6 separate regions of the Homo sapiens genome follow, and regions 2, 3, 4, 5 and 6 are each linked to region 1. A link is a loop called in an ENCODE intact Hi-C map of the cell type or tissue named here. Cell type or tissue: heart right ventricle. All regions are shown on one strand.

Evidence for each region. Hi-C counts contacts between places; a loop is a spot of excess contacts. Peaks named below come from ENCODE experiments on the same cell type or tissue, not always from the same donor. Only the 100,000 strongest peaks of a DNase experiment are listed, where the experiment ranks them.
Region 2: it touches region 1 in a loop (7-fold over the local background); 74 of 110 quality-filtered maps call a loop at or near these places.
Region 3: it touches region 1 in a loop (6-fold over the local background); 3 of 110 quality-filtered maps call a loop at or near these places.
Region 4: it touches region 1 in a loop (9-fold over the local background); 74 of 110 quality-filtered maps call a loop at or near these places.
Region 5: it touches region 1 in a loop (4-fold over the local background); 39 of 110 quality-filtered maps call a loop at or near these places.
Region 6: it touches region 1 in a loop (2.1-fold over the local background); 8 of 110 quality-filtered maps call a loop at or near these places.

The regions. Positions count from the first base shown.
Region 1 is chr4:87,541,966-87,546,965 of GRCh38, reverse strand. No RefSeq gene overlaps it. Among named protein-coding and RNA genes, the nearest start is that of SPARCL1, 15 kb to the right of the region's middle. In heart right ventricle, CTCF peaks have their summits at 2,760 and 2,962 (motif pointing left); no DNase peak of the experiment used is centred here; H3K27ac peaks cover 2,470 bases.
Region 2 is chr4:87,837,279-87,842,278 of GRCh38, reverse strand. It overlaps MEPE (matrix extracellular phosphoglycoprotein), which reads right to left. Exons shown (of 4, transcript NM_020203.6): 3 at 3,594-3,647. Among named protein-coding and RNA genes, the nearest start is that of MEPE, 6.8 kb to the right of the region's middle. In heart right ventricle, CTCF peaks have their summits at 2,537, 2,742 and 3,837 (motif pointing right); no DNase peak of the experiment used is centred here.
Region 3 is chr4:87,716,044-87,721,043 of GRCh38, reverse strand. The region is part of intron 2 of DMP1-AS1 (DMP1 and DSPP antisense RNA 1); the gene reads left to right. Among named protein-coding and RNA genes, the nearest start is that of DMP1-AS1, 14 kb to the left of the region's middle. In heart right ventricle, no CTCF peak of the experiment used is centred here; DNase peaks (open chromatin) are centred at 2,603 and 4,503; H3K27ac peaks cover 2,888 bases.
Region 4 is chr4:87,846,927-87,851,926 of GRCh38, reverse strand. No RefSeq gene overlaps it. Among named protein-coding and RNA genes, the nearest start is that of MEPE, 16 kb to the right of the region's middle. In heart right ventricle, CTCF peaks have their summits at 2,557 and 2,759 (motif pointing right); a DNase peak (open chromatin) is centred at 2,736; H3K4me3 peaks cover 488 bases.
Region 5 is chr4:87,660,004-87,665,003 of GRCh38, reverse strand. DMP1 (dentin matrix acidic phosphoprotein 1) reads right to left here. Exons shown (of 6, transcript NM_004407.4): 6 at 647-3,042. The coding sequence ends at 1,684. All of the region lies in intron 3 of DMP1-AS1 (DMP1 and DSPP antisense RNA 1), which reads left to right. Among named protein-coding and RNA genes, the nearest start is that of DMP1, 12 kb to the right of the region's middle. In heart right ventricle, no CTCF peak of the experiment used is centred here; no DNase peak of the experiment used is centred here.
Region 6 is chr4:87,613,049-87,618,048 of GRCh38, reverse strand. DSPP (dentin sialophosphoprotein) reads right to left here. Exons shown (of 5, transcript NM_014208.3): 4 at 4,741-5,000; 5 at 1,176-4,264. The coding sequence ends at 1,481. All of the region lies in intron 3 of DMP1-AS1 (DMP1 and DSPP antisense RNA 1), which reads left to right. Among named protein-coding and RNA genes, the nearest start is that of DSPP, 7.0 kb to the right of the region's middle. In heart right ventricle, no CTCF peak of the experiment used is centred here; no DNase peak of the experiment used is centred here.

The DNA of each region.
Region 1 (5,000 bases):
AAAATACCTTGAGCCTTCAGATGCCAGCAGAGCAAAGCCAGTCTATGTTCTCAAGTCCACAGGCTCGCCCACAAGGTGGGACAGTACACCTTGTGTCCAAGAGTGAGAACCCATGGGCGTGAGGGAGTCTTGGCAGGGGTGGCATGGTGTGAAATCTGTTTTTATTTAATTCAAGATGGAGTCTGCTTATAATGCAATTTTGAATAACTTTTTATTTATTCCATCTTATTCTACAAAATATGTTTCTTATGAAAAGATAACATATCAAGGGATATAAGGTAAAACAAAAGCCTGGGTAAGATTAGCATGCATATAGAAACAGAACTATCATTTGACCCAGCAATCCCATTACTGGGTATATACCCAAAGGAATAGAAATCATTCTACCATAAAGACACATACATGCATGTGTACATTGCAGCACTATTCGCAAGAGCAAAGACATGGAATCAACCTAAATGCCCATCAGGGACAACAGATAGAATTTTTTTATTTAAAAAAAAATTTTTTTTATTTTTATTTATTTATTTTTTTGAGACAGAGTCCCCCTCTGTCACCCAGGCTGGAGTGCAGTGGTGCGACCTCGGCTCACTGCAAGCTCCACCTCCCAGGTTCACACCATTCTCCTGCCTCAGCCTCCTGAGTAGCTGGGATTACAGGTACTTGGCAATTTTTTGTATGTTTAGTAGAGACGGGGTTTCGCCGTGCTAGCCAGGATGGTCTCGATCTCCTGACCTCGCGATCTGCCTGCCTCGGCCTCCCAAAGTGCTGGGATTACAGGCGTGAGCCACCACACCCGGCCAGATAGAATTTTTAAAAGTGTGGTACATATACACCATGGAATACTATGTTGTTCTGTATGGAATACTATGCAGCCAAAAAAGAATGAGATCATGTCTTTTATAGGAACATGAATGGAGCTGGAGGCCATTATCCTTAGAAAACGAATACTGCATGTTCTCACTTGTAAGTGGGAGCTAAGGCCGGTCTCATTTGGGAGGCCGAGGCAGGCAGATCACGAGGTCAGGAGATCGCGAGACCATCCTGGCTAACACGGTGAAACCCCGTCTCTAGTAAGAAATACAAAAAATTAGACGGTCCTGGTGGCGGTGCCTGTAGTGCCAGCTATTCCAGAGGCTGAGGCAGGAGAATGGCGTGAACCTGGGAGGTGGAGCCTGCAGTGAGCCGTGATGGCGCCACTGCACTCCAGCCTGGGCGACAGAGGGAGACTCTGTTTCAAAAAAATAAAAAATAAAAATAAGCGGGAGCTAAAAGATGAGAACTCATGGACACAAAGCGGGGAACAACAGACACTGGGACCTACTTGAGAGTGGAGGGTGGGAGGAGGGAGAGGATCTGGAAAAATAACTACTGGGTAGTAGGCTTAGCATCTGGGTGACAAAATAATCTGTACACCAAACCCCCATGACACAAGTTTACCTATATAACAAACCTGCACACGGACCTCTGAACTTAAAATAAAAGTTAAAAAAAAAAAAAAAAAAAAAAGATTAGCAAGCAGAAACGCCTATACAGGGCACCAAAACTTCACTCCCCACTCAAACCTTGCTCCACACCTTCCCCATCCACATAAAGTGCACTTTAGCTCCCTGGAATTCTTCCAGTTGCCAGAATGCAGGTCTTCTCCCCAGTAGGTGGTTCGTCTTCAGGTCAGGAATGCCAGCACCCCACCTCCTTTCCCTTAGGAAACTCACACCGCCTCAGGCCTGAAGGGGACTTCTTCAAATGAAGTCCTGTCTTGTTATGTTCTCATAGCAAGGGCCCTTCCCTTCACAGCACTTTTCAGTTTGTGCATTTATCTGAGTAATAAATAAATATCTGTTACTTCCTCTAAACTGGAAGCTTCATGAGGACAGGATTCCTTCTCCTTTTGCTCCCCATCATATCTCCAGCAGCCAGCTGGCACATACGGGCACTCCGTACATACTGGTTGAATAAATGAAGCCTCCCAGCAGTCAAAGAAAAGAGAAAGGCATAATAAGTTAAAATATTTAGAAAGTCAATATATCAAGACAAACAGCTTTTCCTGCATTCTGAGTTTTAAGCAAAATTTCTCCCATGGGTCCTTAAAAACAGAACATTGTATGAATTTGTAGACATCTTTTTGTTGATGTAATAATACATTTTATTTTTTATATTTTTTTATTTTTATTTTTTGAGACAGAGTTTCACTCTTTTTTTTTTTTTTTTTTTTTTTTGAGACGGAGTCTCACTCTGTTACCCAGGCTGGAGTGCAGTGGTGTGATCTCGGCTCACTGCAACCTCCATCCCCCAGGTTCAAGTGATTCTCCTGCCTCAGCCTCCTGAGTAGCTGGGATTACAGGCGCCTGCCACCACACCCAGCAAATTTTTTTATTTTTAGTAGAGACAGGGTTTCATCGTGTTGGCCAGGCAGGTCTCGAACTCCTGACCTCAGGTGATCCACCCTCCTCGGCCTTCCAAAGTGCTGGGATCATAGGCGTGAGCCACCACGCCTGGCCTAATAACACATTTTAAACAGCTGCTTCTTAAAGCTTCCCTCAGTACAAAGATTTTGAGGGAGGCCAAATCACAATTCAGTAGAAATAATTCTACAGGACCCAAAGCAACATGATCCAGGAACACAGTTCTCTCAGGGCTCTGGTTTCATGCAAAGGTAAAACAATGTGAGAGAAATTGAGCAAGAGGGACTGCACATCCTTCAGGCCCTGCTCTGCAAGTATTTCTTCCAGTCAGGATTATGGTCTGATTGGACAGCTGAGAGGTGAAAGTTACCGTCTCTGTGAACACAGAAAGGGCAGATCCACATTCAGTCTTTGATCGTCAGCTGGAAAGGGAATGATAATTCAATTGACTATTGTTCAGGATGGAGCTTTCTTCATTCTGCTGGAGAAAGAATGAATCCTTGGTCTCATTCATTTAAGGATGACTGTGGTTCATACTCCCCTCTTGTGGCCACTTCCAAGTATACTGGCCTGTACCCAGGAGCCCAGTAAGGCAAAAGAGATATCAAATTCCTTTATATATGTTAGTTAACCTAGGAATTGCTCATTCTTTTTTTCCTTCTAGAATGTCAGACCAGTTTTTAGAAATTGGCAGATGTTGAACAGCATGTTAAAACGAGGGTCAATTGAACATATTAAATCTTCATTGGTCAATATTTTTAAATGTTTAAAAGGCTCAATATTTGGGCCAAAGAGGGTAGACAAATCACGCAAATGCATGAGAATCCTGATGGTTCCTTACACATTACCCTTCCTGAAGTATGTTTGCCTTCTCTCAATTTGGTTCTCTTCAAGTAACACATCCATAGATTTGGAATTTTGGGGGCATGTGGGAAGGAATGATCTGGTGAATGAAGCAATCAATAGAGTTGCAAATGCTCATTTTACAAATATTTAAGTACTTGCCACTGTGGGGAATCAAGGTTATACAAGAAAATGATCCCTGGTGGGGCACAATGGTTCATGTCTGTAATCCCAGCACTTTGGGAGGCTCAGGGGGGAAGATCACTTGAGCTCAGGAGTTTGAGACCATCCTGAGCAACACAGGGAGACATCCATCCCTGGAAAAAAAAAATTTTTTTTAATTAGCCAGGCCTGGTGGCTTAAGCCTGTAGTCCCAGCTACTTGGAAGGCTGAGGTAGGAGGATCGCTTGAGCCTGGGAGGTCAAGGCTGCAGTGAGCCATGATTGGCCCATGGCACCCCAGCCTGGGTGACAGAGCAAGACCCTGAGGAAGGAAGGAAGGAAGGAAGGAAGGAGGGAGGGAGGGAGGGAGGGAGGGAGGGAAGGAAGAGAGAGAGAGAGAGAAAGAAAGAAAGAGAAAGAAAGGAAAGAAGGAAAGAAAGGAAAGGAGGAAGGAAGGATGGAAGGACAGAAGGAAGGAAGGGAAAGAAAGAAAGAGGGAAGGAAGGAAGAAAGAAAAAGAAAAGCAAGGAAAGAAAGAAGGAAAGAAAAGAAAGAAAGGAAAGGAGGAAGGGAGGAAGGAAGGATGGAAGGAAGGGAAAGAAAGAAGGAAGGAAGGAAGAAAGAAAGAAAAGAAAAGCAAGGAAAGAAAGGAAAGAAGGAAAGAAAAGAAAGAAAGGAAAGAAGGAAGGGAGGAAAGAAGGAAGGAAGGAAAGAAAAGAAAGGAAAGAAAGAAAGAAAAAAGAAAGAAGGAAGGAAGGAAAGAAAGAAAAAGAAAGAAAGAAAGAAAGAAAGAAGAGAAAGAAAGAAAGAAGAGAAAGAAAGAAAGAAGAAAGAAAGAAAGAAAGAAAGAAAGAAAGAAAGAAAGAAAGAAAGAAAGAAAAGAAAGAAAGAAAGAAAGAAAGAAAGAATCCCTGTTTGAAAATATTACCTAGTAAGGGATAGAGGACTCTGTATTACACAATGAAAAGTGAAAAATGCCAGAGAAAAAATTAAATGAATATGCTATTCCCCTATGACACAGGACAGAGCCAGAGATGGGAAGTGAAGGGCAAATGAGGGTGATGAGCCACTCCTTCCGAGCCAACTCGTCCTATCGCACTTGCTCTGAGCAGAGTGTTCCAAACACTTTATCAAAAATAATACGTTATTGAAGTTCAGAGAAAGAATAACCTCTTATCAGATATAGCAAAGAAGGATTCTTGGAAAGGAGACATCTAAAGTTCGACTTTGAAAGATTGGTAAGATTTAAACATGAAGGTTTCAGGCAGAAGAAGCCACCTTAGTCAAAGGAGTGAGGCAGAAAATTACAAAGTAAGTCAAGGAAAGGAGAAAAAGTTGATGTTCACATAAGTGAAGGGAAGATATTACATAAAGTGGCAGATGGCTTTAAAATGCCTGGCTCACGAGTTTAGAATTGACTTGGTAGGCAGTGGGAAGCTATTGAAAACTTTTAAGCAGGAGAGGAACATGATGTGAATTACACTTTGAGAGGGTGAAATTGTTTAAAATAGTGTTTAAGATAGATTGGGTTGGAAAGAGAAGGAAGTCTCTGGAACTGTGCTCAAAGCTTAGTGTTCAGTGGCCCAGCCCA
Region 2 (5,000 bases), 300 kb before region 1:
AAAATAGAAAAACCAAACGCAGGGAAGCCAGGATCATAGGGAATATGTTGAGTGAAACAGTAGGCAGGAATTGCCAAATAGTTTTTCTTAATCCCTCAGTCCAGTACTCACGAGAGTAGCTGTGCTATGGAAAGAACACATGCATTAGAATCAGTTGTCTCACTGCCGTTTATGGGCTGTGTGATCTTGGGAGCATTATTTTACTTCTCTGAGCCTTAGCTTTTTTAGCTGTAAAATAAAAATGATATCTACCTTTCAGTATTTTGGGGAGAATTAAATGATTTTTATTAAATAATGCATGTAAAGCATACAGAACTGGGCATAGCCCTTTAATGAATGATAGTTTCTTTCCTAGATAATATTAATGATAGTCATGTAATTACTGGATACACAACGGTTTTCCCAGTCTCTGGACTTCTCTAATATTGGTTGTAGAGGCAGATGAAGATGGACAAACTCTGGACCCCCCTGCTCTTGAATTGCCCAAGTGTCATCCTCGGGCTGTGTGTTCTGTAAGCTTGTAGCCGTCGATGGGATGTTATCTGAAATAGATTTTGATTGGACTCTCTCTTTTTTTTCACTCCCAAACAGAAGTACTGTTCTGCTTGGAGGACTGTCTGCTTTTATATATGTATCTTATTAACTGTTGGAAGTAGGCGGAAATGTTGAATCAGCTCACATTTGAATCTAAAATAAAAATGGCTTTTAGAAGTGCCCTCTACTTTTAAGAAGCTAGCTAATATATGGTCTGCAAAAGTGCCAATGTATAATATTTGTAAAATATAATTTGAAATTACTTATTTGTAAAAGTTATGGCATTATTGTTCATTAATTTTTTAATATTGGTGGGTATATTCTGAAATACGATTTTGCCATAAGAAAAAAATAGAAATAAACTTTGTAGTATATCACTAAATAAAAAGTATTTTAAATATTTGACTTGAGTAATTGAGTCCTGGAAAGTTTTACTTGGACATTTATGTTTTCCTTTGCAATCAAGTTCATTGTTGTTTGTTTACTCATTACTAAGATAACCTTTTGAGTTAAACACTAAATCTAAACTCAGTAGATTATAATAATCTCTTCCTAATTTTTTCTCTCCCTTGTCTGAAGTGGGAAGTTATGTTTTATTTTCGGTGCTTCTCTGCTTTTAAAAAAGTAACATGTACACTAATGAATTGTGTGCATTTTATTAGAAGACTGAGTAGAATAATTTTATAAATGAAAACATGAAACAACTTTTATCCTGTGGTATATGATGGCTATCTTTGCATTGAAGAAAATATCAAAAAATAGAAAAAAACTTTTCTTACATTTGCTTGTGTTAAATGATTTCTGACTGTTCGATGGTTTATGTACCAGTTGGCTGGCTGCTTTTCTGTGCTCTGCTTTTCTGTCTCCATGCTTTGGTTCCTATGAGTTTTTTCATGGAGAACGGCCTCACCCATTCACTTCTGTTTGCTCAAATCCTACTCATCCTCCATGGCCCCACACAATTATTTCCATTATGAACACCAGAGGCCAGGAACTAATTTCTTTCTACTCCAAGCCCTTAAAGCATGATCTTTTTTTTCTTCTCGGTACTACTCACATAGCACCTCCCACATTCTGTCTTGTTTTACAATAATTTTTGTAAGTGCCTTTTGTTTCTTTTCTAACTCTAAGATCCTGGAGAGAAAGAATTTGTTTTCTCCATCATTTTATCTCACATAGTATCTTACACACCAGTTAAGAACTCCACATATATTTGGCAAATGGATATGTTTTAACTTATTTATAGTTAGGTGTAGTCTTAGAGATGTCATCTAAAGGATATCGATGGCAGAAGAAAATAACATTCTGAAGGGAAACTATTACTTCCATGGGAAATAAAACCAGATTTGGAAAAAGTAAATAGCCCTTTTGCTGATGGCATTTCAAGCTATTTCCAGCCCTTTGGCCGATGAATCTACAAGAAGGGACTGAGTGAAAAGAATTATTGTCATTGTAGTGACAAGGGCCTCATTCTTTTACTTCTGAGCAACCCAACACAGATGGAGTTATCCATAGAATGAATTTAAGAGACAGTAAAATGTGTCACTCATTAGGCCAAAATGGTTTTTCCTCTTAGCCGTCCCCTGCTGAGATCCCCACCATCAGAGCATATGGTAGAATATGTCAAGAAAACTTTCTTATAAAACACCAAATGTTACTCAGAAGCAGTAACACAGCAGTCCATGGGCACCTGAGGTCCATGAGTATCACACCTGCAGCCACAGGTCCTGAAGCAGAGCGAGATGTGGGCCGAGGCATGGGATGGGGATCAGGAAGATTCTGGGACCCAGAGTTTTGTAGTAGAGAGGCTTGAGGAGCCTGGGGAGGGAGGGAAGGGACAAAAGTGCCAGCCATAAGACAGAAACCCCAGAGCAAGCAAAAGTAAACTTTGCCTCCCCTACATTTTCCTCTAGGGCTAGTCCAGAGTTTAGTCATGCTGAGAATGGTCATTCAGAGATTCAGCTTACCTTTACATCAGTTTGATTTTTCTTCTCAGGTGACATGTAAACACACTTAAAAACATAATGCCCATGTTTCTCATAGTGACCCTTGTATGTTATCTACAAAAACACAACATTATATTGAGGCACGTTTTATCTCTTACAAAGAAGTTTTTGGGCTCTTTGTAATAATATAAGAAACTTTAAAAGTTGGGTGAAGTTGAATTCTACCTCTGACAAATGGTAGTACTTCTTATAACCACAGGAGGGTGTGTGTCAGCCGGCTCCCGAAGACAGCAACTTGTTCCTTCTCTTTTCTACATAACTCTAAATCTGTTTTCCCTAAGGGCCTGTCAACTGCTTTCTGTCCTAGGGTGGATCGATTTTATTACCAAACGTCTATGGAAATGGAGCATGTGGAAATATTTTCAGGTGGGAGGGGGTGAGAGGACCAGGAGAAAGACAGGATTTACAATATTCATGTCTGATGTCTAATTGGCAAAACTCACAGCATGAACATTCAGGCTCTTAAGCTGGCAACGTTGGCCTTTGTAATTTTCAGCTGAGATGAAGTACAGAAGATTGTTAGTTCTTAGAACATAATTTTCTGTGATAGGCAGAAGCAAGCTGCAATTTGGTGGCATGCAAAGCGGGGAGGATTCATTTAACTGGATGCATATGGAAAGCTGACTCCACGGACATAGAATTCCCCATTCAGATCTGATAGCCACCTTCCCCTTTACTCCCTTATTTATCATTCTGAGAGCAAAGTGTTTGTCAGGTACATGTGTGGGAAAATATTGTTTGCTAGTAGCAATGTTCCCAAATTCTTACTCACTTAGCCCCATGAAGGTTGCCTGGCAAAGCATTGTTTCATTTGAAGGAAGAAATCATACTGGGGAGAAATAAATCTCTATTCACAATGTTTTCCTCTTTTCTGTCACACATGGTGTGTGAGTTACAATACCTGATTGACTAGAAAGTGCCAACATTATGTTGTATATTTTTTCACTTCCATTCAAAGTGCCCAAGACTATTTTGACAGTTACACTTTTCTCTTACTGACTTTTTCTTTATAGAGCTGAAATAGAGTTATTTGAAAAGATGAATTCTGTTTACCCTCTGCTCTTCCACACAGCTTTGCTTAGTTTTCTCAGTCTGTGGTTGAAATGTCTGAAAGGAAACAAGAAACAAAACTTCACCCACTAGAACATTCTATTTCATTAACTTCTTCAAACAAATGTTTCATTTATTTTTCTCTCACTGAGTTGTATTATTCACTGTGGAAAATCATTCTAACCAAAAGAAGATTGACACACTCATCGCATTAATATAATATTTGTTTCAATATTACGAAAGACAGTGCCAGCTTTCTGCCCCCAGAGGGAGACAGTGCCGTCTCCACTACAGAACTGGATTCAAGCTCAGACAACCGCTAAGTGGGTGTGGTGGGGGAGTAGGGAGGGATGGCACCCCAGACGAAGGAGCTTGGCTGCCATCAGAATCCACTGAAAAAGAAGTTTTCACTGGCAAACTGGGAGTTGTTAAATATAAGTGAACTAAAATCAGAGTTTGACGATTTAAATTGTGTGTGTGCATTAATTATATAAGTTGAGTAACTGTAATATTGAATTAAGATATGATGCTGCTGATGGCCCAGGGAGAGTCAAACCATAGCCGTTCATGTGAATGGTAGGATCGCAATTAAGGACAAAAACTTATTGCTGCCAGATGTTACATTCTGAGAAGGAAAAATGGAGGTGGCCAGCAGATTAGGATAAATTCTGTTTCTTGGTTTGACATAAAGTGTCAAAATTTCTTGAGGGTAGCGTAGGGTGAGGGGTAGCTATTGAAGCGCAGAAAGGGCAGAAATGAAGAAAGAACAGACCTCGGCAGTTTGTCCCAGTCCTTTGGGCTGAAGTTTGCATACCACAGGAAAGCACACAGAACAGGGACCCTAAAATCTGAGAGCAACTGTTTTATTAAAGGAATAGATGTAAGTTCTTTAATTCTCAGTATTTTTCATTTACCTCTTTCTTTCAGAAACTCCTAGCCTATCTCAGATGTGGCACTGGGAACCAATGGGCGGACTGGGCCGTGTTTGAATGGGTGTGCTACAGTGGAAGCAGGCATCATGGTGGATCAATCATATAAAAGAGAGAACCCCTTAAGGGAAAGATTGAATAAAGAGATAAACAGAAAGAGGGCCGCCTAGGCCAGCTGTCCTATTTACCTGGAAAGTGTTCTTCCTGAAGAAGCCTTAAGCTTCTATATTTTGTTTAATACAGACAGGTTGTTGCTTGCACTAAGATATTGGGAATGCCCCTGCTTGCTCTCAGCTCCTTTGTATCTCCAGCTCAATCTGAACTGATTCCTTCATTTCCCAAGCTCATTTGCCCTCTGTGTTCAGACTGGGTTTGGGTGAAGGAGGCCTGGCATGAGTCTGGAGGGGGGGAAGGAGAGAGAAGCCAGGGTATGTCCTTCTCTACTCTCCGTGTTTGGGGCTGCATCTCTAGAGTTGGGTAC
Region 3 (5,000 bases), 170 kb before region 1:
GTGAGCCACTGCACTCCAGCCTGGGTGACAGAGTGAGACCCTGCCTCAAAAAAAAGAAAGAAAGAAAAAGTAAGAGAGGAAGGGAGGGAGGGAGGGAAGGAGAAAGGAAGGAAAGAAGGAAAGAAGGAAGGAAGAAAGGAAGGAAGGAAGGAAGGAAAGGAAATTAGGGAATTTCTAGATATTGTAAGCTGTATTAACCTCCTGCTTCTTACATACTAATATCCTTGTATAAAAGGATAGCTGTTATTTATTATCAAAAGATGTTGACAAAAATTCTCACACCTATAAATTCAAGCATGTACCATGGTGTCCCTCACGATCCCTACCTTTCCTTCTTTCAACTTAGTTTAAAAATAGCCATGAAATTTCTCACTTGTTTTAGAAAAACATTTGGGAAGGAGATTCATCCTCAGTATCAATAGTGACATCAGGTAGTTCTCTTGTAGCTATTCAAAATGAAAATACTACTCAACCAGGCTAGAGTTTAGCTGGAGCTCTGGTACCTATTGTTCAATTTGGCTCTATGGTCCTTAGTAGTAGTGCAATGCTGCTGTCCATGGGACTACCCACCATCAAGGAGAGACTCTTTAAAAGGAAAAAGGGGTGGATAAAGTTTACATAATTGTGCCTTGATTCTTTAATCATTTACTCTTAAAAACTGTTTAATTTGAAACAATTTCAAGCTTGCAGAAAAGTTACACAAATGGTGCAAGAAAGACTGTTTTACCCTGAACCATTCGAGAATAAGTTGCCAGTATGCCCCATGACCTCTGAATCCTTTAGTGTGTAATTCCTACTAACAAGAACACTGTCCTATATACCCACATACAGCATCAATATTATATAGGAAATTAACATTGATATGTCACTACAACTAACCTCAAGACTCCATTCAACTTTTCCAGTTGCTCCAATAATATCCTGTATAGAAAAAGTATCTAGTCCAGATCACATGCTACACTGAGTTGTCATTTCTCCATAGGCACCTTCAATCTGATACAGTTCCTCAGTCTTTCCTTGACTTTCATGACTCTGACTATATAGATATAGATATAGATATAGATATAGATATATAGTCTCTCTCTCTCTCTCTCTCTATATATATATATATATATATAGTCTCTCTCTATATATTTGGTCCTTACTTCAGGTTCCTGGCACAGAGCTTCTAAAACCCTTAGAATTTCTTGGGTTATATAGCGGTGAGAGGAATCTTTTTTGTTGTTCATAAAAGCCTCTTTCAACCATACCTGAGTTTATGCTAATGAGGCAATTCTTGGAGGATCAGGGCTGGTTGCCAGAGGAACCAACCTTGTGATTAGAGGGTTGAAAATTTCAGCCTCATCCTCCAGTCTCCTGTGAGGGGAGAAGGGCTGGAGATTGAGTTCAATGACCAATGGTCAATGATTTAATCAATCATGCCAACCTAATGGAACCTCTTTAAAAGAAAAATCCTAAACAATGGGATTAAGAGAGCTTCCAGGTTGAGCAGGAACACATGTATGTGCCAGGAGAGCAGCAGACCTCAAACTCCATGGGGACAGAAGCTCCTGTGCTTGGGACTTTCCTAGACCTTGTCCTATGCATCTGTTATCTGGCTGCTCATTTGTATCCTTTAAAATGTCTTTTGTAGTAAATCAGTAATTGTTAGTAAACAGTTACCTAGGTTCTGCGAGATGTTCTAGCAAATTATGAACCTAAGGATGGAGTTGTGGCAACCTCCAATTTGTAGCCAAGTCAGACAGAATTAGTGGGTAACCTAGGAAGCCACTGCTTTCTACTGGCATCTGAGGTAGGAGGACAATTCTGTGGGACTGAGCCTTTAGTCTCTGGGGTCTGTGCTAACTCTGGGTAGGGTCAGAATTGAGTTAAATTGTAGGACACTCGGTGTGTGGTGAAAATTAGAGAATTAGTTGATGTGGGGGGAAAATCATACTTTTGGCGTCAGAAATGTTGTGAGGATAAGAAAAACTTGTTTTCTTTTTTATTGACTTTGACATTTTTAAAGGTGACAGATCCGGTTCCATATGGTGGAATATCCCTGCAGTTCAGTTCATCTGATATTCCTTCAGAAGCAGAGTCAGATCATGCTTCTTTGGCAGCAACATCATAAAAGCAATTCTGTGTTCTCGTTGTGTCTGTCAGGTGGCACATGGTTTTGATGTGTCTCATGATTGGTTATGTTAGCTTTGATTACTTGATTAAGGTGGTTTGCAAGGCTTCTGTACTATACTGTTTTTTTCTTTTTAACTAATAAGTATTTCGTAATAAAGTAAGTTGAAACCATGTGAATATAACATCCCTCAACAAAATTTCAATATATTCATTTATTCATTTATATCAGCATATCCATTTGCTTTTTTATCTTCCTTGGGTAAATAAGTCATTAGCATTCTGCAACAGATACTGTCTGCATCTAACCAATAACTCTGATTTCTGTACTAGCCAAAGACAATGCAGCTCTCTCCCTGGGGGTTCTTTCAGGTTGTAGGAGAATGCTCTAGCCTTGCTCAGGGCAAGCAGGAAGTCCTGAGGAGTTAATGTCCCCAAGGGCAGTTCTCAACCAATGAAGGTTGAAAGCTCATAGATACCACCGCCCACCCCTGACCCAGCTTCCTTGGCTCCTTGAGTTGGACAACTCTGAGCCTGTTCCTCACTGCTTCCCGGAATTCCTCAGAAGGACTGAGCCCCAGTGACCTGCTTCAGTATCTGCTGGATGACATAATCTTTATTATTGGCTCCCTTCCGCTTTCCATCGAAATTTCCCACACTCCTACCTCTGCTTCCTGGGATGTCTTATGAATAAGGTATTTTTACTCAAATCCTTTTCTCAAGCTCTGTTTCTGGGGAGTTCAGCCTAAGACACATGCCAGCCCACACCATGGAAACATTAAAGATTTCTCGGTGTTTGCAACAAACTCATCATCTGACTATTTGGGTATTATTTGGTCATTCCTTCAAGTCTTTGCTTTTCTTTATCTAAATGAAGGGTTCCTCTCCATGACACCAATTTCCCACCAAAGTGTTAAGCCAAAACAGGTGGACAGAATCAATTATTTCAGAATGTCCCCCAACTCCTTATAGCAGTGGGAAACCAGCCCAAAATTGTGTTAGCAAAATATTGTTGAAACAAGGTGCACGCATGCCATCTGGGTCAATCAGCTCATTAAAGTCAGAAGATTATGCAATTCGTTTCTTACTCTTTCGTATTTCCACAGTATGTTACGGTCAGTCCCTGAGGCTGACCAAAGCATCTGTTTCCCATCCTCCACAGTGTAGTTCTACTGGGAATTACCATTTTTACTTCATAAAAGCAAATGCATACACTGCATGGCATTTTCTTTTCAAGAGAAGGTTGAAATAATAATAATGTACTTGGACTTGCTATTCTTAACCCCCCTCAAAACCACGCAGTACAAACAACCACTAGACCAACTCTGTCTGGGAAGAGCATATTTAGAAAGAAGGAAGACACTATAGACAGTACCACATACAAGAAAGAAAATATAACGTCTCAGCCTGATACACTGTGGGATGCTGCAGGATGTTGACTCACTTTGCAACTATAGTCCTTCCTGAGCTTAGAAAAAAAACTACATAGTCTTTTATGCACTAAGAACAGCTCAAACAAATCTCTCCTGACCCTGCATTCCTGCAGGACTAGATGTCGCCACTGTTAATATCTGTATTGGACACTCTGTGTAATTATTTTTCCAAAAGAGCAGACCAAACAATTTCTCAAGTATACAAAACTCTCTGTACACACAGTACTCTCCTGTACAAGCAACAAGGATAGTTTGACAAGTGAAAAGAAGCAAGAAATATTGATGAAAATTTGAAAATAAACACATAGTTTCACCCTAATAAAGAATATATTTGCAAATAACACAACCTGCTAAATCTTGCTGGCAAATAAAGTAGATCCAACCATTCCAGCAGCCTCTCCTGAGGGAACTTTGAGTTTTTATGAAGAAAGTTTCCATAGTTATAAATAAATGTTCCAAACATCCCTATAATTACTTGTTTCTCCTAAACTATTATCTGGGCAGAAATTCATTTTACCTTACGCATATTTTATAACTGACCAGTAATAAGGAATTTAGTCCAGGAAGGTACATTTTTACTCTGGGCAGGATAAACTGTAAACAGGCCACCTCTACCTACAATGGTGTGCATTTCCTCCAGAATTCTACCTCTCATCAGAGACATGAGAGTCCTCTTGGCTGACTTCTGGACTAGGTACACATAGGATCACAGATCAAATCAATGACTTCTCAGCAAAATCTGCAAGAAAAAAAATCTTTCCCACTCAAACAAAAGTGCCTTCTACAAAGAAACTGGTTTGTACAAACTAATAACCAAATCCTTTCAGTCTTTCAGCTCCTTATTCTTGGCCTTGGGAAGATGTGTTTGGTTCCAATGGGGGAATCCTCAGAGGAAACGGAAGCCTGTTTTACTTGTTTGTTTTCACGGCCTTTGAATAGCCTGGATGCTTCTACAGTCATGTGTGCCAGGAGTAGAGTGTGCGTCATTAGTTTCCCTGGACTTTCTGGTCTTGTCCAAACCGCCAGTTCTGTTGATTTGCCTTGGTGAAAACATCCTCTCCAACTGATAGCTTTTTCTTTTTATATATATATATATATATTTTTTTTTAATTATACTTTAAGTTTTAGGGTACATGTGCACATTGTGCAGGTTAGTTACATATGTATACATGTGCCATGCTGGTGCGCTGCACCCACTAACTCGTCATCTAGCATTAGGTATATCTCCCAATGCTATCCCTCCCCCCTCCCCCCACCCCACAACAGTCCCCAGAGTGTGATATTCCCCTTCCTGTGTCCATGTGATCTCATTGTTCAATTCCCATCTATGAGTGAGAATATGCGGTGTTTGGTTTTTTGTTCTTGCGATAGTTTACTGAGAATGATGATTTCCAATTTCATCCATGTCCCTACAAAGGACATGAACTCATCATTTTTTATGGCTGCATAGTATTC
Region 4 (5,000 bases), 300 kb before region 1:
CTACTAACTAAAGATTCTATTAATAGGGAATGCTCTTCTAGAACTCACACTTTTTTTTTTTTTTATTATACTTTAAGTTTTAGGGTACATGTGCACATTGTGCAGGTTAGTTACATATGTATACATGTGCCATGCTGGTGCGCTGCACCCACTAACTCGTCATCTAGCATTAGGTATATCTCCCAATGCTATCCCTCTCCCCTCCCCCCACCCCACCACAGTCCCCAGAGTGTGATGTTCCCCTTCCTGTGTCCATGTGATCTCATTGTAGAACTCACACTTTTGCGCAACATAAGGCAGCAAGCTTAGTCTCGAATCAGCATACTGTGACTTTTGCGCCCTTGTACTTTCAACTTTTGCTCCTTCTGTTCCTACTTTGTTTCCTTGTCACACTTTCTGTTCTGTCTTTTACAGAGACACATAAACTTTGAATGGTTGTGATCATATCCTGTTAGGATGACCGGTTTGTACGTGACCGATGGCACACTACGGCTCTACAATCACCAGATTATTTTCCACAGAGTAGTGAGTTGGGGAAGTCACGTATATGCACTGTGAATAGTTTCTGTTTTGCAAGAGCCTGTGTAAAGGTCCATTTTTAAATGCTGTCCTGTACATTCACTTGATTAATTAATTAATATTTATTTATTTATTTGAGACAAAGTCTCACTCTGTCACCCAGGCTGGAGTGCAGTGGCACGATCTTGGCTCACTGCAGCCTCCACCTCCCAGGTTCAAGCAATTCTTGTGCCTCAGCCTCCTAAGTAGCTGGCATTATAGGCCTGTGCCACTAGGCCTGACTAATTTTTGTATTTTTCATAGGGATGGGGTTTCACTGTGTTGCCTAGGCTTGTCTCGAACTTCTGACCTCAGGTGATCTGCCCCACCTTGGCCTCCTAAAGTGCTGGGATTACAGGCTTGTGCCACCAGTCCCAGCCTTGTACGTTCACTTTAAATGATATTTTTATTATTTGTTGATATAAGATAATCCACAAAGACAAGCTATTTTTCATCATAAACTGAAACATTCCTGCAATGGTAGGTTAATACAGGGGAAGTTCTGGACTAGCTATAGATTTGTGGGAGACCCAGGTGACTGATTTGAAGGTCACTGGGAAAGACATCCATATTAGTGATTTCAAACTTTGACTTGCATTAAAATCATTTGAGGGACCTGTTAAAAAAGGAAATCCCTGGACCCCGTTCATGGCCTTATATCACAAATATTACTCCATTCACTTATTAATGCAATGTGTCTAAGATCTGCCCCAGCTGGCCTGCTCAGAATTACCTCTTTGCTAAATAGACAACTTTCTTTCTTCACATAGTATTATGTTGGTGCAAAAGTGATGACTGTTTTTGCCATTAAAAGTAATGGCAATTACTTTTGAGCCAACCTAATACTTCTATCTTCCTGATGCTGTTTTAAGTAAAAATTATTTAAGATTGTTTGACTTCTATTATTAATCTGTTAACCTAACAATTATAAAAATCTACTTAAAATTCAAATCTAGCAAGAGTCACTTCTAAACAGGGAGTGTCTGTGTTACACTAAACCATATGCCTACAAATTGATAAAGTATTATTCGTTTAATGAAACAGATCCTCTTGTTCTTATTCTCGAAAGTCTAAACCATAGCTTCAGGTAGATTTTCTTGCAGCTTTTGCGTGAGTCCACTCATTGTTTTTGACATTATTCTCATTTGGATTTCTGGATTTGGATTGTATCGGTGTTTTGTTCTCTTTTCTTTCCAGACTTCCTCATTAAATTTTTTCTAACCATTTATCTGCCCCTTTCTCTTTCAGCCCCCAATTCCTATCTTCCTGACATGCATTCAGACTCATCTATTTCTTCTCCTTTTCCTTTGGGCCGTCTAATACCATATTTTAATGCCTGTGACTGTAAGTATCATTCTCTTGAATAGCAGAGTTTACCTTCTCATACAGAAGTTGTTTTTGAAAGGGACTTCTGTAAAAGCATCATAATGTCTTTGAAACTTACGCTGTCTTGAGCTCCTGCTTAGTTAAAGGCAGGCCCTAAAGACAGAGTGAGGAGATAACACAATGTTTATTCTAGACCGCAGAGAAAGTCTGTTGAGCAACTTCCTCCTGGCTGGTCTTCTTCCTTCCAACTCCCCTGAACCCTACCTTGCTTACCACTCCTTCCCCATCCACTGGTTGGGGAGAGCTATCTTAAGCTCTAAACTACACATGGGATCACTTAAGGTCGCCACTGTGAAGCTCTTATGTACTAGTGAGGCTTATTGTCTGCAGCCTCTCTACATGTGTAATACGTTGGGTAAAATAGATTTTACTATCTCCTGGCTCTTCCCTTCAGCTAGAGTTCATCTTCTCAGAACTCCTGTCTCACTTTACTTATATTTCTATTATTTAACACATTCTGCCTTGTATCTTTCGTATGACTTTCTCCCTACTTACTTATAGTTTTGATAAAGACCAAGAGCATCTCTTCTTTTGATCTCCAAAGAATTTTGTAAAAGATGGTCGTTCAATAAATACTTTTCAACTGAGCTAAATGTTATTTCAGACAAGGTCAGATATGTTACCCTGACTGGTAGACGCGCCAAGAACAGATTAATTAGTATTGTAAAATCAAGGTAAATATTTACAAGCAGAGAAGTCCAGGAAGGTGAGGTTTGAGGGAGTACCAGGGCTGCACGTAAATAACAGAACCGGAGCCTGCTCGCAGACTGGTACAGTGACCTTTTCTTTTTGAGCACAAGGTGGCAGGCTAGGTCAATTTCCATCGTCTCTTATAAGGCAGCTACGTGAGGCTGAAGTTTTTTGCCCAATTTCAGAAACAGATATCTATTTTTTTTTTAACTGAGATTAGCGCAGCCTGATGGCTAAAACATGGTTTTGGATAAGGCATGGGCCTCACTCTTGACTACTGACTGTCCTTGTGGATCTCTGGTCCTTTGTGTTTGGACTAATTCCTCCACGTCTGCATCAAATAGCAATGCATTGTGGATGCCAACACACTTCTAGTTTCTGTTAACTGGATGAAAAAAATATGAACATTGTCAGTGTTTTGAAGAAATATCCATGAACACTGAAGCTTAGAGAGAGGAAACAAAATCGGACCAGAGAATTGAAATACGCAGTTTCTCCACTAGATAGCAGACTACGACAGGTGACTTTTGGAAGGGTCCATCTGTATTTACCCAAAGAAAGCATCCGTTTTTCTCCATCAGTTCATATTTTTCTTTTACCACGACAAGTGTTTTTATGTGATCAGACCATTCGCATGTAAAGCTCTGATATAAACCTGAAATATAAGTAGCAGTTTGATTTCAATTTATTAATCTGCAATTTAAATTCTGATAGAGTTTTTTTTTTACTTCATTAATTGCCTCCAGTTTTTTTTCCCCCAAATTGTCTTTTATTTTTTAAAAAGCAAATTACTAGGAATAGTTTATTCTGGAATTCTGATGGTAACATTGGGTGATATGTTCAGTCTTTCCCTTGATTCTGACCTGTTATTTCCAGAAGATAGGGAACAAATGAGGGAAAAAAAGATTCCTTGTTTTTAGATTCTACTTTGTATTCTTTCAAGTTTCTCTCTCTCTCTCTGTGTGTGTGCACTCATGAACACACATATACTCACACATATTCATATTATGTGGATGAATATACACACGATCTATGTACACGTGTGTATACATATATGTCTATATATACACACAGTCATATATGTATGTGTATATTATGTACATTTATCTTTGCAATATATGGCAGTTTAGTGATTGTTTAAGAGTAAAGACTCTGGAACCAGACTCCTTGGGTATAAATCCTAGCTAACTAGCAAATACTTACAGATCTGTGTCTGTTTCTTCATCTGTAAAATGGGGGTAATAATGGTACCCGTATTATAGAGTAGCTGTATAGATAAAAGGACTTCACAGAGCATGGCTCATGGTAACTAAGCAAATCATGTTAGCCATTACTATTTGTGTATGTTGAGAGTCTGATTTATTCAATAGCTTATATTGCCACTTTCATTTAGTAAATGAAGCACCCTCTATCTACCCAATGTGGGAGTTTAGATTTTTTGAAGGTGCCATAACATATTGACATTGACTTGACTTTGCTACATACATTATTCAACTTAATAATCTAGGTGCTGTCCGGAATGTCTCAGTCATGATTTCTGTTGTTTGGGAACTTACGTGTTAAAGAGAAAATGTGTGCACTTTTCTTTCTCTATTCTCTACCTCTTTCTTTTCTTCTCTTGACCTTCCTCATTTGGAGGAATGTCAAGAATGGAGAGGTATATCAATTACAAATTCAATTCACCTACCAATAACAGCAGCAACAAAAATTCCAAATAGTCGCTTAAAAAGAGCATTCTTTTTCTCATAGGACAAAGATTCTGGAGGCAGGAAGCTGATGATGGAGCTGGTTCAGTGGCTCCTCTAGGATTATTTTGTCCTTTCCTTCATAGCCACAACATGACTGCTCCTCCAGGCATCAGGTTCATGTCAAGCCAAGAAAAGGGCAAGAAAGGAGAAAGGGTGGTATACCGGCTATATAAATTCTTCTTATCAGGAGGGGCAAAAACTTTCCAGAGCTCTTCCCCCTTCCCTAACCGAGACTTAGGGCTAGTTTCCAGAACAGTGTCACAAAGCCAAAAAACCTCTACACTGAAAGACAAGAGAAAGAAATATTCTGGAAATGACTTGGGATCAGCCAGTGAATGATATTTCTCAAATTAAGTTTTTGTCTTGGCTTTGCATTTGTGTTTCTCCTCAAATTCTCCCTCTTGCCCTCCCTCTACCCTACAGTCCTCTTTGTCTGGAAGGAGGTAGAACCAAGAAAAATGATAACATGGAGATTTGTTTCAGGAGCTAATATTTGTCGTAGAATATGTGCAACATGTGCAACAGAGGAAAGAGTGGAAGAAGGTAGGAAGTAGGATCTCTATCAGCACAGAGGGAAGTCAGAGGGGAAAGGAAAGGCTGGCTCAAGCAGAGAGGGTG
Region 5 (5,000 bases), 120 kb before region 1:
GAGACGTGCCACCACACCTGGCTCATTTGGTATTTTTAGTGGAGACCGTGTTGGCCAGGCTGGTCTCGAACTCCTGACCTCAAGTGATCTGCTCACCTTGGCCTCCCAAAGTGCTGGGATGACAGGCATGAGCCACTGCACCCGGCCAGGAAGTCTTCTGGATTCTACTAATAATTTTGTGGGGAATTCTGAGGTACTGCAGTGGAAGTGGGAGTAAAAACACATTTGTAAAGTAGAAGTGCTGACGTGAAGTCGTTTCTTTCAAAGAAATAAAAATATAAGGAATATGGTACTCTGTAGCTTCCAGAACTTACACAAATGAGTCTGAGAGACCAGCAGGAAATAATGTTAAGCCTAAACATCATAAACTTTTACTGTGGCATCAAACAAAAATTCAGAGTTTACTTCATTTTTTTCTCCCTGTTCTGTAACAGGTATAGTTAGTGAAATATCATAAGCAACACATAGTATTTTTATCAAATGCTACCTGAATTACAAATAAAATTTTCAGGAAATAATTTAAGAAAATCTTTCATTTTAATAGGAGGAAGGTACTGAACTATTTGGGAATGCTTTAAAGAAAGAGTTGCTTAACACAAATATATCCTAATAATCAGCACCACGATTACAAATAAACACATATTTCTTCTGGGTATTATAATCTTTATTACAAAACAAGTATTTTATGTTGAGGTAATATTTCAAATGGTATTTGTCAAAAATCAATTGAATCTTACATACAGAATTTTGCTCTGTAAAGGACTCAGAGAACAGTTTTTTTCTAGCATTGCACGCAAACTGATTTTAGAAAAAATAAAGCTAAAAAGTATCTACGTAAAGAGGAATTTCTTTCTCCCACTCTTCCTGACCCAATCCTTCTTATCATCACCAGTGATTAGTAAGGTGATGTTTATGGGAGTTCTACAAAAAAAAAAAAATGATGAATTGGTAAATTAATTGGGAGAAAAAGATTTTCTTATCCAAAACAACTCACTGTGCCATAATTTCAAAGTGCTTTTGCAAACTAAGTATTGAATCCTATAGAATTTACTATTATTTATCCCAAGAATAGAATTTCCCGGTCTCCAATGAGGAAACCCTATGCAACCTTCCAACTCCAATGTCTTCTGCTATGAAGCCCTCCCTCGTTCTCCAACGCATTGGTCACCCTTCTCAGTGTTCCCAGATAGATATCGTGTTCATAGCTCTCTGTCTTGGCACTCACCATACTGGGTTGTAACAATTCTTGTTTCTCTTATACATATCCCTCTTTAACTCTGTAGCTTTGTGGGTCCTTCTATACGCTCCTCAGGAGCAAGAAACAAGTCTTAACCTGCTTTACATTCTCAACACCTAGCATAGTGCCTGGTATATCATGGACACCCAATAGCTTTGTTTGTTACGTTGATGAATTAGGAACTATCTCAGCTGCAAAGTTATCATGCAGATCCTTTCTTGCTTCTAGCCTCTTTGGCTGTGTTCTGGTGTCACTCCACAGTATTTAAACCTCTGTGAAATGATGACACCCTAAAAACAAGTGTAATGTCCAGCAATTCCTTTCAGGAAAAATATGGCATCTGGTTATTCTTTTGATCAAAACATCAATAAATTATAGTTATCATGATACATTTTCAAGTCCCTAAGACTCCTTTATGTGACAACTGCTTCTTAGGACAGCTGATGCTAATAGCCGTCTTGGCAGTCATTGTCATCTTGGTCCCCAATGGGTTTGTTGTGATAGGCATCAACTGTTAATTTCCGGCTCTCTATCTCAATGTTTTTCAACTGGCCATCTTCCTCACTGCTTGATTTGCTCTCCGTGGAGTTGCTATCTTCTTTGGATCTGCTGCTGTCTTGAGAGTCACTGTCGTCTTCCTCAGAATGGCTTTCCTCGCTCTGACTCTCTGCTGAGCTGCTGTGAGACTGGAGGCCCTCCTGGCTGGAGCTGTTCTCATCCTCAGGGGACTCCGGGCTTTCCTCTGAGAAGTTGAGGCTCTCACTGGATTCGCTGTCTGCTTGCTCCTCTCTGGATTCACTTTTTGAGTGGGAGAGTGTGTGCGAGCTGTCCTCCTCGCTGGAGTCACTGTCTTCCTGGTCTTCTACATAACTAGTTGTGGGGTCGGGGTTATCTCCCCTGGACTCACTCACCACCTCTTCCTGAGACTCACTGCTGTTCTCTTGAGATGACAGGTTGGCCTCTTGGCTGGACTCACTGCTGGGACCATCTACGTTTTGGCTCTCTTCCTGGGACAGATTCTCCTTGCTGTCTTCTTGAGAGTCACCCTTGCTGTCTCTCCTGGGTTGGCTGAGGCCAGTGTCTCTGGAGTTGCTGTTTTCTGTAGAGTCACTCTTGACTTCTTCCATTGTGTTGTTGTCATCAAGCTCGCTTCTGTCATCTTCCTCTGAGATGCGAGACTTCCTAAAAATTTTCCTACTGGGATGCTCCAGCAATTGGCTGCCACCTGAATCTTGAGTGTTTGCTTGCTCACTGTTTTCTCCAGATTCTTTTGATTTCATGCCTGCACTGTTCATTCTGGAGTTTCCCCTTTCACTCCTGATGCTCTCTGGGTCATCACTCTGCATTCCCTCATCGTCCAACTCGGAGCCGTCTCCATGGCTGCTCTCCCCATCACTGCCACCTCCCACCCAGTGCTCTTCACTCTCACTCTCTTGAGTGGAGTCACCTCCCTCAGGCTTGCTGTCCACCCGGTCCTCATTGTCAAGTTCCCTGCTCTCACTGGTGGTATCTTGGGCACTGTCTTGCCCTTGTGGGGCACTCTCTTCACTGGCTTGTATGGTGTCATCAGAGTCCTCATCACTTCCCAGTCTGGAGTTTCCTCCTTCTTGTCTGTCTTTGGGCCCTGGGCCACTGTCATCGTCACCAAAGGTGTCATCTCCACTGTCATCTTCATCGTCATCTTTATCATCTCCTCCTTTTCCTGTGCTCCTGGAGAAGCCACCAGCTAGCCTATAAATGTATTGATGATCATCAGAGCCCAGGCCCTCCTCTGACTGAGTGCTGTCACTGGGGTCTTCATTTGCCTAGAATTTGGGGTTAACAGATATGGTCAGTATTCCAGGAACCGATAGAGAAGGAGTTATCTAGAGCCTTTCTAGTCTTTCTGCTTCCTTCGCCCTACATCCCCTCCTCTAATCTACGGTCAGTTTTACTACTCAATAACCTCTCTACCAGAGCTTAAATAGGAAGGAAGAGGAATTGAAACTCAAGTGGTTCCATTTTATATAGGCACACTTCACTCAATGCTGCCAACATTTTCTCAAAAAGCTTTCTGGAAATCACATTTATGAAATTCAAATCATACTGTATATATAATTCCTTAAAAAAAAAAAAAAAACTCTTGGGCTGGGCAAGGTGGCTCACACCCATAACCCAGCACTTTAGGAGGCCGAGGTCAAGAGATCGAGACCATCTTGGCCAACATGGTGAAACCTCGTCTCTACTAAAAATACAAAAATTAGCAGGCCGGGCGCGGTGGCTCACGCCTGTAATCCCAGCACTTTGGGAGGCCGAGGCGGGCGGATCACGAGGTCAGGAGATCGAGACCATCCTGGCTAACACGGTGAAACCCCGTCTCTACTAAAAAATACAAAAAATTAGCCGGGCGAGGTGGCGGGCGCCTGTAGTCCCAGCTACTCCGGAGGCTGAGGCAGGAGAATGGCGTGAACCCCAGGGGGCGGAGCCTGCAGTGAGCCGAGATTGCGCCACTGCACTCCAGCCTGGGCGACAGCGAGACTCCGTCTCAAAAAAAAAAAAAAAAAAAAAAAAAAAAAAAAAAAATTAGCTGGCTGTGGTGCCACAAACCTGTAGTCCCAGTTACTTGGGAGGCTGAGGCAGGAGAATCACTTGAACCTGGGGGGCAGAGGTTGCAGTGAGCCGAGATCGAGCCACTGCACTCCAGCCTGGCGACAGAGCGAGACTCCGTCTCAAACAAACAAACACACACACAAAAAAACCTCTTAGGTAATTGTTTGTGAATTAGAGTTGGTTTATAATGCTCATGCATTAAAGTGTTTGGTGTGAAACAGAGTTTTTAAAAATATTGAGTGATCTTAAAATGACCCCAATTTTTTTTCTTCTGGAGGGAAAAATGTACTAGGACCAGAGGATAAAATCTTTAGCTAAAATGAAAATTAAATATTATAGTAAGGTATATACTTCACCCAAACCATGTTTCTACCTCGTTAGTACAACCAGAAAGTTGCCTATAGATGATTCAGCTAGAAGACACCAACTAGTGTGACCAACAAGGCAACTTAGTGCTACGTGGGAAGTCAGAGAGGTGAGCCCTGTAAGTAAAACAATTGGATGCTCTGTACCAGTAAGGAAGGACAGTGAGTCTTCATACATTATGCTCCCAAAATATCTGCTCTCTTTACCATACCCTACAACAGAGCATACCTGCTAGTTTTTGTTTTGTTTTGTTTTGTTTTTACACATCCCTACTGATCAATGTCTGAGTCTGTAATTGGGTGATTGGGAGTACTTGTGTATATGCTGTTGACCTCTCTTCCTAGCACTGGAGTTTTATGCTAGTATGGTGGAACTGAGCATGGGTTTAACCTGCCATACCTCGTTAACCCAACTCACAAGCAGGAACTGCAGGAATCACCATACCTCATTACCCTTTCTCAAGCAGGAATTGCTACCGTAACTTGAAAGCTTACAGACCCTTGAGACAACAAATCACAAAGTCCCCAGCAAACGGCATTTCTCCAGTTCTATGCTTTTAAATTTCTAGAATGTTCCTTTGATAACCTTAAGTAAATAGGGATAAACAGGCTAATAATTCATCTTCCAACTCTGGCTAAGTGTAGAATGCAACATGGATCAAAGCCTTAGGGAGAAACCTGGCTCCTGGACTCTCTGGAGCCCCACAGGATTGAGTTTGGTCAAAACAATAGCATAGCTAAGAAAGTAACAACACTTAGTCTTAGAAAAATGAAAAAGAATGCCAGCTTTAAGGGATATAAACTGAGTC
Region 6 (5,000 bases), 71 kb before region 1:
CATTTTCTAGAAATTGGGCTTCATCTTGGGGCTAAGAATTACCTTCATTCATGCCAAAGCTGAGTGATATATACTCAGATCGTAACTGCATATATGACTCTCAAATAAGAAAGAGAAGTTTTCCAAACCATTACCCACCAGCAGCTTTAGCTTTATTAAAGAGATTAATAGTGGGAAGGGAGACTCAGGGTCTGGTTTAGAAGTTTTGGCGTGTTGAGGTTTTCAAGGGAAATGTGAACTAAGAATGACTTGGTGAGACTGATGTAAAGATAAATAATTGATACCACATAACACAGTTTTTTTGTTTGTTTGTTTTTTTGAGACGGACTCTCGTTCTGTCGCTAGGCTAGAGTGCAGTGGCACGATCTCAGCTTACTGCAACTTCCGCTCCTGGGTTCAAGCGATTCTCCTGCCTCAGCCTCCCAAGTAGCTGGGACTAGAGACGCGCGCCACCACTCCCAGCTGATATTTGTATTTTTAGTAGAGACGGGGTTTCACCATGTTGGCCAAGATGGTCTCGATCTCTTGACCTCGTGATCCGCCCACCTCGACCTGCCAAAGTGTTGGGATACAGGCGTGAGCCACCGCGCTTCTAAGTGATGCTCCTCCAGAGTCATTCATGTGTCATTTACTGGTTAACATTTGGAGAGTGGCTCCTGGGAGTAAGACACTGTTCTAAGCACTGCATCAGCTTTGTCAATAGTTTTAGGGACTTTGTACTAAATTTCCAGTGGTTTGTTGAGATGTATTTTTTTACATCAGATTTTAACATCAGATGCTATACATCAGATTACAGATCAGATTTTATACATCAACCTGTCTCTGAGCTCTTTCTGACTAGCACTCTTTAGAATTTCTGTGACTTATAACTACTCTATTTGATCATTAGAAAGATTATTCCCATAGCCCAGGTAGGTTGAATAGTAGCTGCAATTTTTTTTCATGTAACAAATAAATGTATTTCTTCCATAGAACAAGCAACTGAATCCAAAGCCAAGTTGGCTATCACAGTACAGCATCTTTTACTCAGCGGTAAGCAGACCACCTCTCCAGAATATATAACTATGGAGACTTAAGGCAATGCCACAGGTTGCTTTTAAGATGTGTCTGCCTGCTACATTCTCTGCAGCACATGGCACTTAAATTGAAGTTATCATGTAGTGATTACTTGAGGTTTCTGTGTGAAGTATTAAAGAATATTTTAATTGTTCTTTTATGTTTAGATTTACACTTTTAACAAAATATTTTCAGAACATGAATATTAACAGGCATGTACCAAAGGTCATGCATTCAGAGTCTGTCTCTGCAGGAGTTAGGTCTTGGTTCTGAATCCAACTGTTTGATTTGATTCCCCCAGTTGTTTTTGTTTACATACGTCTTATGTTTATTTCTCCCCTTTCTTTACTTTCTTGGAAATCTTTTTTTCCTATCCCATTACCAAACTTTTCACAAAAGGAATCTTACGGGTTTTTCTTTTGTTCTAATCATCACTGGTTGAGTGGTTACTGTCACTGCCTTCACTGTCACTGTCACTGTCACTTCCATTGTTGTTACCGTTACCAGACTTGCTCTGGCTGTCACTCTCATCATTGCTGTCAGATGTGCTGTCACTGCTATCACTGCTGTCGCTGCTGTCACTGCTGTTGCTGCTGTCACTGCTATCGCTGCTGTCACTGCTGTCGCTGCTTTCATTGCTGTCACTGCTGTCGCTGCTGTCACTGCTGTCGCTGCTGTCACTGCTGTCGCTGCTGTCACTGCTGTCACTGCTATCACTACTATCGCTGCTGTCGCTGCTATCGCTGCTGTCGCTGCTGTCACTGCTATCACTGCTGTCGCTGCTATCACTGCTATTGCTGCTGTCACTGCTATCGCTGCTGTCGCTGCTGTCGCTGCTATCGCTGCTGTCACTGCTGTCGCTGCTGTCACTGCTGTCGCTGCTTTCACTGCTGTCACTGCTGTCACTGCTGTTGCTGCTGTCACTGCTATCACTGCTGTCGCTGCTGTCACTGCTGTCACTGCTATTGCTGCTGTCACTGCTGTCACTGCTATCGCTGCTGTCACTGCTATCGCTGCTGTCGCTGCTGTCGCTGCTATCGCTGCTGTCACTGCTATTGCTGCTGTCACTGCTATCACTGCTTTCACTGCTATCACTGCTGTCGCTGCTGTCACTGCTGTCACTGCTATCACTGCTGTCGCTGCTGTCACTGCTGTCACTGCTATTGCTGCTGTCACTGCTGTCACTGCTATCGCTGCTGTCACTGCTATCGCTGCTGTCACTGCTATCGCTGCTGTCACTGCTGTTGCTGCTGTCACTGCTATTGCTGCTGTCACTACTATTACTGCTATCACTGCTGTCACTGCTGTCACTGCTATCACTGCTGTTGCTGCTATCACTGCTGTCACTGCTGTCACTGCTATCACTGCTGTCACTGCTATCGCTGCTGTTGCTGCTGTCACTGCTGTCGCTGCTATTGCTATCACTGCTGTCACTGCTGTTGCTGCTGTCACTGCTATTGCTGCTGTCACTACTATTACTGCTGTCACTGCTATCACTGCTGTCACTGCTGTTGCTGCTGTCACTGCTATTGCTGTTGTCACTACTATTACTGCTTTCACTGCTATCACTGCTGTTGCTGCTATCACTGCTGTCACTGCTGTTGCTGCTATCACTGCTGTCACTATCACTGCTGTTGCTGCTATCACTGCTGTCACTGCTATTGCTGCTTTCGTTGCTGTCACTGCTATCACTGCTGTCACTGCTGTTGCTGCTGTCACTGCTATCGCTGCTGTCACTACTATTACTACTGTCACTTCTATTGCTGCTGTCGCTATCACTGCCGTCACTGCTATCGCTGCTGTCGCTGCTATCACTGCTGTTGCTGCTATCGCTGCTGTCACTACTATTACTGCTGTCACTGCTATTGCTGCTGTCGCTATCACTGCTGTCACTGCTATCACTGCTATCACTGCTGTTGCTGCTATCACTGCTGTTGCTGCTATCACTGCTGTCACTGCTATTGCTGCTGTCGTTGCTATCACTGCTGTTGCTGCTGTCACTACTATCACTGCTGTCACTGCTATCACTGCTGTCACTGCTGTTGCTGCTGTCACTGCTATCGCTACTGTCACTGCTGTTGCTGCTGTCACTGCTATCACTGCTGTCACTGCTGTTGCTGCTGTCACTGCTATCGCTGCTGTTGCTGCTGTCACTATCGCTGCTGTTACTATTACTGCTGTCACTACTATCACTGCTGTCACTATCACTGCTGTCACTACTATCACTGCTCTCACTGCTATTGCTGCTGTCACTACTGTCACTACTATCACTGCTGTTGCTGCTGTCACTGCTACTGCTGCTGTCACTGCTATCACTGCTGTCACTACTATCACTGCTGTTACTGCTATTGCTGCTGTCGCTGCTATCACTGTTGTCACTACTGTCACTGCTGTTGCTGTCACTGCTGTCTGACTTACTGTCACTATCACTGCTGTCGCTCTCTGATTTGCTGCTGTCTGACTTGCTGTCACTGCTGTCACTACTATCACTACTGTCACTGCTATCACTGCTGTCACTACTGTCACTGCTATTGCTGCTATCACTACTATCACTGTCACTGCTATCACTGCTGTCACTGTCACTGCTGTCACTATCACTGCTACTGTTGCTATCACTGCTGTCACTGTCACTGCTGTCACTACTATCACTGCTATTGCTGCTATCACTACTATCACTGTCACTGCTATCTGATTTACCTTTGCCACTGTCTGATTTGTCATTGTCATCATTCCCATTGTTACCATTGCCATTACTGTCACTATTATTAGTGTCTGATGTGCTATCACTGTCATCATCTTCTGCTCCTTTTGAGTCACTGCCATTGCCATTATCTTTTGATTCATCAGAGTTATAAGAAGCATCTCCTCGGCTACTGCTGTTATTGTCACTTTCTGAATTAGCATCATCATTGCCATTAGATTCATCACTGCTATTGGGATCATCTCCTTGCATGGACTTATCATCAAAATCATAACTGTCATATCCATCACTATTGCTGTCACTACCTGTATTGCTGTGTCCAACTTTATTTCCTGGTTCTGATTTTTGGCCAGGTCCTTCTATGTTGACAACCTCTCCTTGTGTCTTGACATTGCCTTTGCCCAAGATCATTCCATGTTGTCCTTTATCCTCTTTACCTTCGTTGCCTTTCCCAACTTCTTTGGTAATATTTCTGTTGCCACTGCTGGGACCCTTGATTTCTATTCCCTATGGAAGGATGGAGGAAAGAATGATTAACTAGTGAATATTTGCTGCAAAATTGCATTGATCTGAGGAAGAATAACTGGGAAAAGTTGCCATAGGGATAGGAGTTACATTTCTAGTACTTCACAGTTATTTGTGAAAATGTGCTTTATTCTGTAATTGAAAGCATCCTGGTGCTTAGATTCCTTAAAAATTCATCCACATTCCTACCCAGTAGGAACTTTTGTAAACAATTACATGGGGATCCATGATTTCACATAAGACTTTTCTAGAATTATAACTAAGTTATCAGAAATGTAAGATGTTTAAAGTTGTTCTATCTCGAAGTCTAGTAAGGACTCTAGATTTCCTTAAATAGTCAAGTAATATGGATACAAAAATACATGGATGCTTGTCATGGTTTATTTTTGTGCTAGCATCAATAGATGGAGGGGAAGAATTTAAACTGCCATTGAAAGAAATCAGCTTTACAAACTAACCTTATCTTGGCTCTTCCCAACAGCATGTGTCTCTGATTCTTTGGTGATTCTATTTTCTACGCGTTTGCTTTCTCTATGGTTGAGCTTCTGGGTGTCCTCTATTCTTTGGCTGCCATTGTCTTCTGGAATACCAGCAGAATTCTCCTCACTCTTGGAGGTCTTGTCTCCATCAACTTCATTATGGGGATCTTCTTTGCCTTCAGGGTCATAATATTCTTTACTATCTGAATTTTGACCTATGCTACTATCATGATCATCTT